3 separate regions of the Homo sapiens genome follow, and regions 1 and 2 are each linked to region 3. Evidence: chromatin contacts called from ENCODE Hi-C or POLR2A ChIA-PET data. All regions are on one chromosome and are shown on one strand. Each heading gives the region's core, a stretch centred on a gene start or an enhancer-like site at or near the end of the contact. The rest is flanking DNA. Distances are from core to core; before and after follow the strand shown. Region 1 holds the start of ZNF589 (zinc finger protein 589). Region 2 holds the start of QRICH1 (glutamine rich 1). Region 3 holds the start of KIF9-AS1 (KIF9 antisense RNA 1).

The links. A loop is a pair of places that touch in the nucleus more often than their neighbours do. ChIA-PET counts read pairs that join two places held with the same protein, here RNA polymerase II (POLR2A). Pooled maps may share reads with other maps.
Region 1: a map of naive thymus-derived CD4-positive, alpha-beta T cell shows a loop between it and region 3 (10-fold over the local background). The contact joins the promoter of ZNF589 here to the promoter of KIF9-AS1 in region 3. A Hi-C loop is called at or near these places in 1 of 168 maps with a recorded cell type or tissue (naive thymus-derived CD4-positive, alpha-beta T cell) and 6 of 50 pooled maps. POLR2A ChIA-PET finds 5 or more read pairs at or near these places in 1 of 52 experiments (activated T-cell).
Region 2: a pooled map shows a loop between it and region 3 (17-fold over the local background). The contact joins the promoter of QRICH1 here to the promoter of KIF9-AS1 in region 3. A Hi-C loop is called at or near these places in 10 of 50 pooled maps. POLR2A ChIA-PET finds 5 or more read pairs at or near these places in 2 of 52 experiments (CD4-positive, alpha-beta memory T cell and activated T-cell).

The regions. Positions count from the first base shown.
Region 1 is chr3:48,238,973-48,243,853 of GRCh38, forward strand. ZNF589 (zinc finger protein 589) reads left to right here and starts at 2,132. Exons shown (of 4, transcript NM_016089.3): 1 at 2,132-2,242. The coding sequence starts at 2,200. RefSeq lists enhancers at 1,287-1,581, 1,899-2,816, 2,007-2,301.
Region 2 is chr3:49,092,268-49,097,366 of GRCh38, forward strand. It overlaps QRICH1 (glutamine rich 1), which reads right to left and starts at 1,804. Exons shown (of 10, transcript NM_198880.3): 1 at 1,645-1,804. QARS1 (glutaminyl-tRNA synthetase 1) reads right to left here. Exons shown (of 24, transcript NM_005051.3): 24 at 3,665-3,812. The coding sequence ends at 3,762. RefSeq lists enhancers at 928-1,440, 1,809-1,928, 2,039-2,378 and a silencer at 1,439-1,688.
Region 3 is chr3:47,162,725-47,167,657 of GRCh38, forward strand. KIF9-AS1 (KIF9 antisense RNA 1) reads left to right here and starts at 1,646. Exons shown (of 7, transcript NR_033373.1): 1 at 1,646-1,873. It overlaps SETD2 (SET domain containing 2, histone lysine methyltransferase), which reads right to left and starts at 1,389. Exons shown (of 21, transcript NM_014159.7): 1 at 1,130-1,389. The coding sequence starts at 1,200. RefSeq lists silencers at 682-991, 1,042-1,791, 1,842-1,891.

The sequences.
Region 1 (4,881 bases), core at 882-3,381, 1.1 Mb after region 3:
AAAAATACAAAATTAGCCGGGCGTGGTGGCGCATGCCTGTAATTCCAGTTACTCCGGAGGCCGAGGCAGGATAATTGCTTGAACTCGGGAGGAGGAGGTTGCAGTGAGCCGAGATCGCACCATTGCACTCCAGCCTGGGCTCAAAAAAAAAAAAAAAAAAAAACCAACCTTGGCCGGGCGCGGTGGCTCACGCCTGTAATCCCAGCACTTTGGGAGGCCGAGGCGGGTGGATCATGAGGTCAGGAGATCGAGACCATCCTGGCTAACAAGGTGAAACCCCGTCTCTACTAAAAATACAAAAAATTAGCCGGGCGCGGTGGCGGGCGCCTGTAGTCCCAGCTACTGGGGAGGCTGAGGCAGGAGAATGGCGTGAACCCGGGAAGCGGAGCTTGCAGTGAGCCGAGATTGCGCCACTGCAGTCCGCAGTCCGGCCTGGGCGACAGAGCGAGACTCCGTCTCAAAAAAAAAAAAAAAAAAAAAAAAAAAACCAACCAAAAAAAAAAAGAATCCAAAAATATTAGCGGGGTATGGTGGTGCGTGCTTGTAATCCCGGCTACTCAGGAGGTTGAGGCAGGAGAATCGCTTGAACCCAGGAGAGGGAGGTTGCAGTGAGCCGAGATGGCACCACTGCACTCCAGCATGGTAGACAGAGTGAGACTCCGTGTTCTTTTCCCTAAAAAAAAAAAAAGAGTAATTGGGGAAGTTGTGCTTCAAAAGAGTAATTGGGGAAGTTGTGCGTCTTAGGGCCTCTGGAATAATGGCTGGTAATATTTAGAATTCCAGCCCTTCTCATCCTAATTTGGTGGCTGGTGGCCTTTCATTCATTTTACAAGAACAGTTTAGCCCTTGGGAAGGGCTATTATTTAAGCTATAAACTGAATTCCTTCCCAAGGCTACTTTGGCCTATGCCCAGAAGTGGACAAAGACAGTTTAGAGGTTGAAAGGAAGATGAGGTGGGTTAGATCTGATATCTTTTACTGTCATTGATAAGGCTCTGATGACTGGAGGAACACCAGGGTCCTTGGTCTCTGATAGGCTTAATAACACAGACACACGTGGAGTGGTTTTAAGGAGCGAAAAGTTTAATAGGCAAGAAAGAAGGAAGGAAGACGAAAACAGCTCCCCCATACAGAGACAGAGGGAGCGGGGATTCCAACAAAGAGAAAGCGCCGTGTGCGGAAAAGTGGCTGCTTATCTGAGGATGCTGGAGGAGGCGGTGTCTGGTTTCCATAGGGCTCAGGGGATTAGTTTGATCAGATGTGTCATTTATGTGGCAGCCAAAAACCTGGCCCTCCCACCCTAGCTTTTTAATATGCAAATGTAGGGCTCCATGAAGTTCTACACACGTGGGAATATGTGGGGGGTGGCCATGTTGCCAGGCACATGTCAGGGCAAAGAAAAGGACGGCGGGAATCGCCATGTTTGGGTGCGTCCAGTTTCTAATGGCCTGTATTTCCATATCAAAGCTTGCCATCCTGCTCTAGGAGCCCAGGCTTTCCTGCTAGACAAGAAACCTTTCTGGAGCTGCTTTAAAAGAAACAAAAACTTCCCAAGGACCCCTTTCCTTCTCTATCTGCTTAAAATAATTTCTTAATAACTCCTATAACATCATAATTTCCTTAGGTATAATTTTGCAAAGGCGGTTTCAAAAGCTCTTTGGGGTCCTCAGTAATTTTTAAGAGTGTAAAAGGATTTTAACAACAACAAGTTTGCGAACCACTGTCCTTGAGAAGCTCTCCATGGATGCGCATGAGTCTGTCCAATTGGAGTCCTGGTGTATTTCTACATTAGATACCACACAGCAGTGAACACACAATGAACAGGTCAACACGTGTCATTATAGAACTGCGCAAAAGAGCTAGTAGCAGGCATTGTAAGTGTATTTATATAATGTTTACAACCATGGAAAACAACACTATATTTTGCTTATGGGTACCTGTGGTAAGCACAACCCCAAATATTGCGGCCGAGGGGGACCTAGAAGGTCAAAGTGCGCCTCAGCATTTTCTCTCGCCCTGCACAAGCCGCATTTCGCCCCGAGAACTACGCTTCCCGGCAGGCTGCGCGCCGCGCGGTGACGCACTTCACCCAGTCCTGCTTCTTTCTTCTGGCGCCGCCAGTGGCCCGCGGTGCGCATTCTAATCCGTTTCACACACGGTGCTGCTACCTCGTTTGCTTCGTGCGTGCGTGCGCGCGCAGATGTGGGCCCCGCGGGAGCAGCTACTGGGCTGGACTGCGGAAGGTGAGTCGGGGCCGCGAGATCGCCTCCCCCATTCGGTGCTCCAGCCGCAGGCGCCGCGCAGGCGTCGGCCGTATCCACCAGGGATGCGCGTGGGGTGCGAGCTGTGTGAGGCGCTGACTACCCCTACAGCGGCTCTTACTCCCCTGGGGGGCCAGGTTCCTCCCTAGGTGTCCCGTACAGTCTCCACGGTGCTCACTCCACGACTCTTCACCGGGCATCCTGCACTTGTGCACTCCGGCAGTCATTGGCCATAAATGGCTGCTGAGCATTTGAGATGTGTGGAGTGCAACTGAAGAACAGCATTTTGTATTATTATATTATATCATATTTATTTTGAGACGGAGTCTCGCTCTGTCGCCCAGGCTGGAGTGCAGTGGCGCGATCTCCGTTCACTGCAATCTCCGTCTCCCGGGTTCAAGCAGTTCTCTGCCTCAGCCTGCCGAGCAGCTGGGATTACAGGCGCCCTCCACCACGCCTGGCTAATTTTTGTATTTTTAGTAGAGACGGGGATTTCACCATGTTGGCCAGGCTGGTTTTGAACTCCAGACCTCGTGATCCGCCCACCTCGGCCTCCCAAAGTGCTGGGATTACAGGCGTGAGCCACCGCGCCCGGAGTATATTATATTTTTATATTTTTTGAGTCGGTCCGGAGTGCAGTGGCGGGATCTAGGCTCACTGCAGCCTCCGCTTTCCCAGGCTCAAGTGATTCTCGTGCCTCAGCTTCCGGAGTAGCTGGGATTACAGGCGGCGCCTCACCACCCCGGCTGTTGTATTTTTAGTAGAGAGGGGATTTCGCCATATTTGCCAGGCTGGTCTCGAACTCCTGGCCTCAAGCAATCCACCCACCTTGGCCTCCCACAATGTTGGGATTACAGGTGTTAGCCACCCCACCCGGCCCAAAAGACTTTTTTTTTGGAGACAGAGTCTTGCTCTGTAGCCCAGGCTGGAGTGCAGTGGGCGATCTCTGCTCACTGCAACCTCTTTCTCCCAGGTTCCAGCGATTCTCCTGCCTCAGCCTACCAAGCGGCTGGAATTACAGGGACACGCCACCACGCCCGGCTATTTTTTTGTATTTTTAGTAGAGGCGGGGTTTCATCATGTTGGCCAGGCCGGTCTTGAACTCCTGACCCCAGATGATCCACCTGCCTCGGCCTCCCAAAGTGTTGGGATTACAGGTGGGAGCTACCACACCCGGCCCCAAATGACTTTGGATGTAACAACAGGAACAGTCTAGAACAGGGCTGGGCAAATTTTTTTCTGTTTGGTTTTTTTAGAAACAGGGTCTCCCTATGTTGCCCAGGCTGGTCTCCAACTCCTGGGCTCAAGGGATCCTCCCGCCTCGGTCTCCCAAAGTGCTAGGATTATAGGCGTGAGCCACTGCACCTGGTCTTGCAAACGTTTTCTTTTAAGGGCCAGGTGGTAAATGTTTCAGGCTTTGTAGGCCACACGGTCTTTGTTACGACTAGTGGTCTGCTGTTGTGTGAAAGCAGCCAAAGACCATAGGTAAACGAATGAGCATTGCCGTGTTCCAATAAAACTTTCTTTATAGACATTGAAATTTGAATTTTGGCTGAGTGCAGTGGCTCACGCCTGTAATCCCAGCACTTTGGGAGGCCAAGGCAGGAGGATCTCTTGAGCCCAGGAGTTCAAGACCAGCCTGGTCAACATGGCAACACCCCATCTCTACTTTAAAAATAAAATAAAATAAAATAAGCTGGGTGTGGTGCCGTACACCTGTAATCCCAGCTACTCTGAGGCTGAGGCGCAAGAATTGCTTGAACCTTGGAGGCAGAGGTTTCAGTGAGCCGAGATCGCATGACTGCACTCCAGCTTGGGTAACAGAATGAGACTCTAAAAAAAAAAAAGGAAATTTGAATTTCATATATAATTTTCATTATTATGAAATATTCTGTTTCTGATTTTTTTTTCAGCCAATTAAAAATGTAAAAACTGGCCCAGCATGGTGGCTCACGCCTGTAATCCCAGCACTTTGGAAGGCTGAGGCTAGGATCACTTGAGCCCAGAAGTTTGAGACCAGCCTGGGCAACATAGTGAGACTTCATCTTTGTGTTAAAATTTTTTTTTTCTGAAGTAAAGACTATTCTTAGCCTTTGGGTGGTATAACAACAGGTGGCAGGCTGGATTTGGCTTGTGTGTAGTTTGCCAAGCCATTGTTCAGCATGTAGCTGTTTGTCCTGTGTGGGAGCCCTTGTGCCTCCTTCCATCCACTCTTTGAGGGTGGTGGGCTTTGTCTCTGCCTACTGTGCCAAGACCAGTTCAATTGGATAGCAAAGCTAAAGAAAGTAAAGACAATGGACCGGGCGCGGTGACTCACGTTTGTAATCACAGCACTTTGGGAGGCTGAGGCGGGTAGATCACCTGAGGTCAGGAGTTCGAGACCAGCCTGGCCAACATAGTGAACCTCTATCTCTACTAAAAATACAAAAATAGCTGGGCTTGGTGGTGCGCGCTTGTAATCCCAGCTACTCAGAAGGCTGAGGCAGGAGGTGGAGGTTGCAGTGAGCTTAGATCGCGCCACTGTATTCTAGCCTGGGCACCAAGAGTGAAAGTCTGTCTCAAAAAAAAAAAAAAAGGCAGTAACACTAAGTTGAACTTTAGAAGGATAATAACTTTTCCCT
Region 2 (5,099 bases), core at 554-3,053, 1.9 Mb after region 3:
CTTCATTTTACAGCACCTAATAGTTTCTGGAAGACAGCACCCAGAATTGACAGGATTTGTAATGCTTCAGTATTACCAGAAAAAAAACTGTGCACAGATACTTCCAGGATATGAACAATTTTAACTCACCAGTCACCATGTTGCATGTATTTCTGCTGCTTGTCCTGAGTTCTTAAGACTTCTAATATTCTGAAGAAGATAGAACAAAAAAGTTCCTTCCATCCTCAGCCTCTTTTTATTAATAATTTTAACTTTGTTCTTAAAAACAATACAGTACATTAGAAAGAACTACCCCACCATTATCAAATTTGATGGCTAATTTTACTTCCTCTTAGCTTCCTATTCCTTAAGCTTAATTGAGCAAGACTGTAAATCAAACTAGCAGATGTTTTGTATTAGAAAAAAGAGGTGCCTATTTCTCTAGAACAAACCTAGAACTTCCTTGACACCAAAACACAGCGGCAGGGTCAAAAAAAGAGCTGAAAAGGACTGAAATCCTACACCAAAAGTGACTTTTACAGTGATACACTATCAGATTTTAGTAATTTCTGCTGGGATTTCTGCAATTTCAAAAAAGGTAAAGCACTGATTCTCAGGTTGTTCCATTTTGTTTAAGGCCAACTTTTTGGCTGAGGCAAAGGTGGGCCTTTAATATAATAAAGTAAGCCCCTCCCACTTACGCAAAAGAAAAGCTGCGTTTAAGGATTTAAACTGGCATTTTAGAGCTCGGAGTTCACATGGGCCACATAAGCGAATTCCCTTCCGGAGCGCACAGAGGTGACGTGTATGAATTACGCTTATGGACGTATTAGTTTCTAATGAAAGATAAGCAGGTACCACTCAAGGGCCTTCTAATATTAACCTTCCCTGCCCGGCAGAAAGCCCAGTACAAGGTGAGGAAATCCGAAGGGGCTCACTGCCCTCTCAAACCAAGAGGGCTTGGTTTCCGAAGCAGAGAAACACCCTACCCAAGCACCCGCACCGTACTTGGGCCTCAAGTAACGGCATTCTTCGAGGAGAACGGGCAATCTCGCCCCCCTCACAGAGGAGCGGAACCGCAAGCCAGACAGCAAAGCTGGTTGGTTTCTCTCCAGGCCGAGGCCACGGATGCCCGGGAACGTCACCAGACCAGAAAGGACCCAATCCTCAACCTTCCCAGCGCAACGAGCCGCGGCCGGCCCTCTGCTCAGCAGAAGCCTCCTGCGCGCTCTCGAGGCAGCACCGCCACCCGATATCAGAGCGCGCGCCCCAAAACTGGGGGTCGTCACGGGCGCGCGCTCCAGAAAGCCGCGGTTGCCCACGGGCCACAGCTCCTAGAGCAGAGATATCCGGGCCGGGAACGCGCACGTCGGCGGCCACGCGCACCGAGAGCCGCACAGCGCGCGCGCGTAAAAACAGGCTCAGCCGCGCGCCCGCACCGGCGCGCCATCTCGCGCCGCGCCCACCCAAATCCCCGGGCCACCCCTCCCCCATCCACAGGGCGGGGTGCGCTAGCCCAGGAACGTTTTCGGCTCCGGAGCCGCCCCGAACTCTCCAGGGCCCAGCGGTAGTGGCCCGCCCGCCCCCGCCCGCCGTTGTGTGGGGTGGGCCCCCCGTCTCAGGCCTACAGCTTCGCCGCATCCCCACCCGCACTGGAGCCCTCACCCGGCGACGTCACTGCCGCCGCCGCCGCCGCCTCCGCTGCACCCGCCGGCCCCGCCGCACCGCCAGGGACCCTGGTTCTGCCGTCGTCGCTCCAAGACCGACAGGGTTTTCTCCTCACAGCTCCCTGGGCGCCATCTTACATTCAACCCTCACAGCCAATAGGAGCCGATTGCTCCTCTCGCGATAATCGGGGCGTCGGATCCCGCGAGATCTGGGACTGCCTACCGGCCAAAATTAAAGTGAACGCTTCAGCAGGGGAAGGTGGCCGCGCTTCTGGCCGCTAGAGCGGATAGTGGATCCTAGGGTATGGAGCGGCTCGCTCCGCCCATGGACGCCTCTCCATGTGGGGCGGAGCTAGGGCCGTGGCTTGGCCTAGTAGTGGAGTCTCGGAAGGCTAGGGCTCCAAGCTAGCTCTTTGGACCCACCTTCCGTCGCCCGCCAGAGCCTCCTTTGGTCGAGCACGCCCACGCGGGGCGGGGCCTGGCCAGGCTCGGCCTCTCGCTTAAGGTGGACCCCACAAACTTCTGTCCTGGGCCTGGCGTCCCCAGCCGTGCCCTGCCTGGGAAGCCTCTAGGTTGCTCACCTCCTGGAGGAGTCAGCATCTGGTACTCCCGCTGTCTGCTGCCATCTGAGTTCAGCCTTCCGCAGTTGGGTCCACCTTAAAGCGGGCCCCCGGGTAGCCTAGTGTTTGTATACAGGGAAAATGTGGAAGGCGTTAAAGCTGCAGGCACACTCGGGCCTCAGCAGCAGCCTACACTGCCCCCAGAGGGCTTCCAGCCTGCTGTAGACTCTTTTTGCCTCGGAGCTTTTGCCCTTGTTCCTCTTATCCTGGCAAACTCCCCGTAGTCTTTCGTGATTCCCTTCAGAAGTCACTTCGTTAGAGTAATGTTTTCTGAGGCCCAGGCTGGGTCAGGAACCTCTTCCAGTCTTGCACAGGCCCCAGGGAGACCGCTCCCATACAGTGCTTGGTCACCCATTTCCCCTCCCGTGAACTTGGAAGGCCACCACAGCACGTATGCCCCATCTCACTTTGCCTGGCACGTAGTAGGCACTCAAAAATTATATGCCGAATGGGCCGGGCACGGTGGCTGAAGTCTGTAATCCCAACACTTTGGGAGACCGAGGCGGGTGAATCACCTGAGGTCAGGAGTTTGAGACCAGCCTGGCCAACATGGTGAACCCCGTCTCTACTAAAAATACAAAATTAGCCGAGTGTGGTGGTGCATGCCTGTGATCCCAGCTACTTAAGAGGCTGAGGCAGGAAAACTGCTTGAACCTGGGAGGCAGAGGTTGCAGTGAGCTGAGATCACACCATTGCACTGCAGCTTGGGGGACAAGAGTGAGACTCCGTCTCAAAAATAAAAAAGAATTATAGGCTGATTGGGCGCAGTGGCTCACGCCTGCAATCCCAGCACTTTGGGAGGCCGAGGCGGGCAGATCACCTGGGGTCAGGAGTTCCAGACCAGTCTGGCCAATTTGGCAAAACCCCGTCTCTACTGAAATTACAAAAATTATTCAGGAGTGGTGGCGCCCGCCTGTAATCCCAGCTACTTGGGAGGCTGAGGCACGAGAATCGCTTGAACCCGGGAGGCAGAGGTTGCAGTGAGCCAAGATTGAGCCACTGCACTCCAGCCTGGGCTAGAGTGGAACTCCGTATCAAAAAAAAAAAAAAAAAATTATATGCTGAATGATCAGACTGGGAGCTAGGCCTCTCCACACCAGCAGAAACAAACCTTTTAGATCCCTCTGGCACAGGGGTCCTAACCATGGACAAACACCCCAGGGCCCTCCATTCTCTCAGACCAGGTGCGGAGGGTATGAATCCTACCCAGGCCCCTGCCTTTAAGCACCAAAAAGTGCACCGGTGCTTTCAAAGCTGTCAGTACCACTCTGTTCTGGGAAAGTCCATTCTCACAGACAAAATGTGCAAAAGGCACATCTCCATCCCCCAATCATACCACCACCACCAGCATGTCTTCAGGGCCTTCAGATGCTAGAAGTGCAGAGATAACACACAGACTCTAGGAGAATTTAGCTGTTCTTTATTGACATGGAATTTGGGGTGGCGAGGGTAGCCACACCCTCCAGGAGGATGAGGTAGGTTCAGTGCTTCCAGCTCACACCTTTCCTGGGTCTTCCTTCAGTGTGACAGTTCGGTTAAAGACAAGCTGGAGGGCAGAGGGAAAAGGATGACCACCAACCCAGAACAAGGCCAGGGAGGCCTGGGCAGGTTTCACCACAGACACCTCCCCCTAACATCCTTCTTAAGCCAAAGAAGCCGAGGGACTAAGGGTCAGGAGGCCCGGGTCCTCAATAACTTTGTGACTTTGGGTAAGGGACTGAATGGGGCTCTAGGCTATAGTATTATATGGACCATAACAACCACCGTGGGGGTCCAGGGTATAGTTTTATATGGATTATAACAACCACCATGTTTGCCCCCTACTTTAAGGAGTAAGAAAGACAGGGTGGGCTGGTGCAGTGGCTCACGCCTGTAATCTCAGCACTTTGGGAGGCTGAGACAGGCAGATAATCTGAGGTCAGGAGTTCAAGACCAGCCTGGCCAACATGGCAAAACCCCGTCTCTACTAAAAATACAAAAATTAGGCCAGGCGCAGTGGCTCACGCCTGTAATCCCAGCACTCTGGGAGGCCGAGGCAGGCGGATCATGAGATCAGGAGATCGAGACCATCCTGGCTAACACGGTGAAACCCCGTCTCTACTAAAAAATAGAAAAAATTAGCTGGGAGTGGTGGCGGGCGCCTGTAGTCCCAGCTATTTGGGAGGCTGAGGCGGGAGAATGGCGTGAACCCGGGAGGCAGAGCTTGCAGTGAGCCGAGATTGTGCCACTGCACTCCAGCCTGGGCGACATGTGAGACTCCGTCTCAAAAAAAAAAAAAAAAAAAAAAAAAAAAAAAAAAAAATTTGCCGGGCGTGGTAGCATGTGCCTGTAATCCCAGCTACTTGGAAGGCTGAGGCAGGAGAATGGCTTGAGCCTGGGAGGCGGAGGTTGCAGTGGGCCGAGATCGTGCCACTGTACTCCAGCCTGGGCAACAGGGCGAGATACTGTTTCAAAAAAAGAAAAAAAAAAAAAAAAGGATGGCAGGGTGGCTGGGCACAGTGGCTCATGCCTATAATCCCAGCACTCTAGGAGGCTGAGACAGGAGGACTGCTTGAAGCCAGTAATTCAAGACCAACCTGGGCAACATAGTGAGAACTTGCCTCTACAAAAAGTTTTAAAATTAGCCAGGCATGGTAGTGTGCACATGTAGTCTCAGCTAAGGCAGGAGAATAGCTTGAGCCCAGTAGTTTGAGGCCACAGTGAGCTATGATTGCACCACTTCACACCACCCTGGGCAAGAGTAAGACCCCGTCTCTAAAATAAATAAAAAGAAAGGTTATTAGCTGCCTTAACGAAAGATATTAAAAATAATATCTTTCGGGTGTTTCACCAT
Region 3 (4,933 bases), core at 396-2,895:
GTGAAACCCCTATCAACCGATAAGTTTTAAATCAATAGTATATTCCTAGGTCTAACACCAGCAAACGGTGTTTAAGAACGGCTTTTCAAAACAATGGTCTCGTGAGGGTTCAGGGAAAGAAGTGACTCCAGGCTTTCTGAGATAGCAGATACAGCAGCAGATTCAGACCTCAAGAGAAATGTAAAGGTGTCCTAGACTGAAAAATTACTATTGGGCAAAACTGTGTGTCGGTTTTCCACAACATTGTCTTCTTTAGAGAATCCTCAAACGATTCTTGGTTTTTAACCAAGTCTTCACAAGAAATAGAAAGTCATCCGTTTAGGGTAAGAGATTCCTGTTACCAAGAAAATTGTGTCCGAAAGTGTGAAAATCTCACAACCTGCAAGAAAATGTATGTCCCTCAGGAGGCTTTCATTTTCAAGCGGAAAAACAAACCCGGTGTCACCTCAACAACGGGACCACACAAACCTCGCCATTACAAAACCCAAGTGCCAAAGGTGCACAATGTGAATCCGGAAGCACTGCAAGGCCAGGATCGAGTTCCCAGGAGGAAAAAATCAAACTCAGGAGTGCAGCGCGGGCCCCTCCACGGCCCGGGGGCCAGGCAACCCGCGCTAGGCCCTTCCGGTCCGAGGCGCCGCCGTCGCGGGGAGGTCGGGCGACGGGTCGAGCTTCCACCCGAGCCCGGGGATTCGCGGCCTACCCTCACCGGCGCCCTCTTGCCGGGCCCGGCACCGGCAGCTCCTCCGACTCTGCCCTTTGGCTAGCAGCGGGGCCCGGACGAGCCACGAGGAGCCCGAGAGGACCGCCGAGCCCCGGGATGGCCGGGTCGGTGCGGACACGGCGGTAACCGTAGGGACCGTGGCCGCCCCTCCCCCACCGGCCCGGCCCAACCGCCGCCGCGACACGAGCAGCGGCGCCAACGCCGGGCCCAACCGCGGGCCTGCTGCGGCCCCGGCCAAGCGGCTCGAAGTGGCGGCGCGGGCCTGCTCCCGACACCGACCGCGCGAGGCCACCGTGGGCCTGTTACTCCTCGCGCCGGCCCGCGCCGCCACCCGTCAGGACGCGCCGCCCTCGGCTGGGGATAAGGCGGCCGACAGCAGCGGGGGGCCGCGGAGCTGATACTTACTCAGGGGTCGGGTGCTCCGGGTCGTAGAAATCCCCCATCTTCGGAGGCGGCTGCGGCTGCAGCTGCTTCATCGGGAGCGGCTGGAGACGGCGACGCGAGCCCCCTCCCCGCAGCAGGGCGACGCGGGGGAGGGGAGGGGAGGAGGCCGCAGGTCCGACCGCGGCGGCGGCGGCGGCGGCGGCGGCGGCGGCAGGGGCGGCCCGCGTCGCTACCTCGCTCGTCGCTCCCTCCCTCCCTCGGACGCCCGCCAGCCGCTCTCTCCCTCTCACCCTCACACCGGGAGCGACGCACACCCCACCCGCCCCTCAGCTTCGCAGGCCCGGCCCCTTAAAGAGACACACACGGGCCACCGATCTGCCGCCAGTCGGCGTGCCTTGCAGCTGTTGGCTTGACCCCAGGCCGGGACGGGCAGAGCGGAACACTGCCCGGCGGGTCCAGGCCGACCGTGCCTGTGGCTCTCCGGAACAATAAACCCCCGGCCCCAGTGATGTGGGCCAGACCGGACCTGGAGAGGCGGCACCGCGACCCCTCCCGCAACCCGCCTGGCGGCCGGGGGCAGCGTGACCCGGCCCGCTACCGTGTCACAGCTGGCGACTGACAAACAGCAGGCGACGTCGGGAGAACTCCCCGAGACACCCGAGACATCAGCCTTCTCGCTCCGCGGCCCTGCAGGACCTGCCCGCCGGGAGCCCCGGAGTCCGCGGCAGCGCCGAGGGCCCCTCCCCCAGGCCTCTGGGCTCTGAGGTAACGCGGCCGCGGCTGCTCCCGGGCCCCTCGTCCCACTCGCCCCTCTCTTTTTTATTTTTCCTCGCCCTCTCTCTCCCTTGCCCGTTCATCTCGACCCTTTAGCAAGCATGGAAGCCCAGCGAGGCGGGGGATTGCTCGGAGGCCGAGCTCCCGGCAGCCTCCTCCGCCTTCCTTCCCGCTGTGCCCTCGGGGCTCCTACCTCCACCTCGGCGCGGCGCTCTGCCCCCACCCGAAGTCTCCAAGGCGGCAGCTCCCCTCTCCTGTGTGGTTCTTGGGGCCTTAGAGGCAATGTCATGAAAAAAAGGGTATTAATCACTTTCCTACAGAAATGATAAGATGAGACTAAGTAGAATAACTTGAAAGAGCTACGAGTTGTTATTTTTGGAAGGAGAGATAGGAACGCGTAAATCCAATAGCTAAACTTTCTAGACGCTGAAGAGTTTTTGGCGATAGATCATTTTGACATTGGGGGTTCATAGGGTTAGCGTTTTTTGTGTTGTTGTTGCTGTTGTTTTTCCACTAGAATTTTGAATCGGATTTTACCAGCAATTGGTAACGGAAAGGAAAGGATGTGTCTTCCAATTGAGAAACAGTGGTTAAAAACTGAAAGTGGGCCGGGCGCGGTGGTTCACGCCTGTAATCCCAGCACTTTAGGAGGCCGAGGCGGGCGGAGTAACTGAGGTCAAGAGTTCCAGACCACACTGGCCAACATGGCGAAACCCCATCTCTACTAAAAATACAAAATTTAGCCGGGCGTGGTGGCGCACGGCTGTAATTCCAGGTACGCGGGAGGCTGAAGCAGGAGAATCGCTTGAACCCAGGAGGCGGAGGTTGCAGTAAGCCCAGATTGTGCCACTGCACTCCAGCCTGGCGACAGAGCAAGACTCCATCTCAAAAAAATAAATAAATGAATGAAAATAAAAAATAAATTAGCTGGGCGTGGTGGTGCGCCTGTAATCCCAGCTACTCGGGAGGCTGAGGCAGGAGAATCGCTTGAACCCAGGAGGCGGAGGTTGTAGTGAGCCCAGATCGCACCATTGCACTCCAGCCTGGGCGATATAGCGAGACTCCGTCTCAAAAAAATAAAACAACAACAACAAAAAAAAACTGAAATATGATACGAAAGAATAAACATCCTTCAGTGGTTAACTTTTTAAAATAGCCTTTATATGTATGTAGGCTACAGTGTCTATTAGTGTTTTATAATCATTGTTTTTCACTTAGGGATTATTTTGGCTTTTGTTTTTTTTTTTCCTGGTACCTTTAGGGTTAGCATGGAGGTCCAGGGTCCATCTGACTCCCTAGGTTCGAATCTCCCAAGGCCATTTTTTTACACACCGTGATTATTACTAATTTCCCTGTGGTTTTTCTCATTATAAAATGAGAATATTGCTGCCGACAGGTCTTCTCATTATTGTGAGGATTAAATGAGCTATTTGTTAAAGGCTTAAACTTTCAGTAAACGTCAGCATTCTTCAGCCATGATAGTGCAGAGTTTAAGAGGTAGCTCTACCTGGCATTGTGTACCAGGCACTTTCTAGCCCTGTGACATTGGGATGCTTGCTTCTTATGCTTCCCGTGCCTCACCTGTAAATGGGGTATTAGCCACTGTGCAGAGAATGTTGTGAACATGCTTGCACAGTGCCTTTCATTGAGTAAGTGCCCAGTAAGTGTTATCTTTTGGGCTTTGAAAGAATAGATTGAGGCCCTGTGCCTTAGATGCCACATAGGCAATTGGGAGTCACTTGACCTTGGACAGGCAGGAAAGGACAATTTTAGGTGGAGGTGGTTGAAACAATGTGAGGTGGTAAGGACCTAAGCTGAGGTGAATGAGAAAAAAGCAGTCAGGTGCAGGTTTCCTATTTCCTTAATAAGAAAGTAAGCAATTCTCTTGCAGGAGGTACAGCTGGGCACTGGAATGCCTGGTCTCATGATAGCATTGGTTTGGTCAGAACCCAGTGCAATAAGCTTGTCAAGCCATGGGAATCAGTGAGAATTCTAAGCCCCAAACAGAAACAAATGAACTGGGTTTTTACAGGCAGTGCCTTCATCTATAACTGCACTCAGAGTTCTTTGGACTCATATTTTTAAGTCAAAGAGAATGCATGCTTGGAGCACGTACTTGGGCCTGGCCTCCTGATCAAAGCTGTGGAATAATTTGGTTTTTCATGTTATTAAATACTGACCATCCCCTACTTTCTGCACATGTTTAAAGGAAAAATGTCTAAAAAGCCCTAGCATGAAATATTTGAGGCATTCACTCCCAGAGTGCTAAAATCGTAAAAGCCTTTATAATTTCAGCTGGGTGTGATGGGATCATGCCTGTAATCCCATCACTTTGGGAGGCTGAGGCAGGTGGGTCACCTGAGGCTGGGAGTTCAAGACCAGCCTAACCAACATGGAGAAACCCGGTCTCTACTAAAAATACAAAAATTAGCCCGGCGTGGTGGCACATGTCTAATACCAGCTACTAGGGAGGCTGAGGCAGGAGAATCACTTGAACCTGGGAGGCGGAGGTTGCAGTGAGCCGAGATCATGCCATTCCACACCAGCCTGGGCAACAAGAGCGAAACTCATCTCAAAAAAATATATATATATTTATACTTTCTCCTACTGTTACTGTCTCCTGTGGGTCAAGACCAACCCTATCCCAGGAGATTCCAGGGTTGCCAGTAGTGACCCTGAAACAAAATCATCTCTTGCCTTAGGGAAGACAAAGGCCAAAAGCCTACTCTCCACAGGTAGGCTTCGGGTACCTGGTAAGGGTAGTAGAAAGAAGAAATGTAGACCGGGTGCGGTGGCTGACGCCTGTAATCCCAGTACTTTGAGAGGCCAAGGCAGGCGAATCACCTGAAGTCAGGAGTTCGAGACCAGTCTGACCAACATGGAGAAACCTGGTCTCTACTAAAAATACAAAATTAGCCGGATGTGGTGGCACATGCCTGTAATCCCAGCTACTCTGGAGGATGAGGCAGAAGAATCGCTTGAACTCTGGGAGGCGGAGGTTGCGATGATGAGCTAAGATCGCGCCACTGCACCCCAGCCTAGGCAACAACA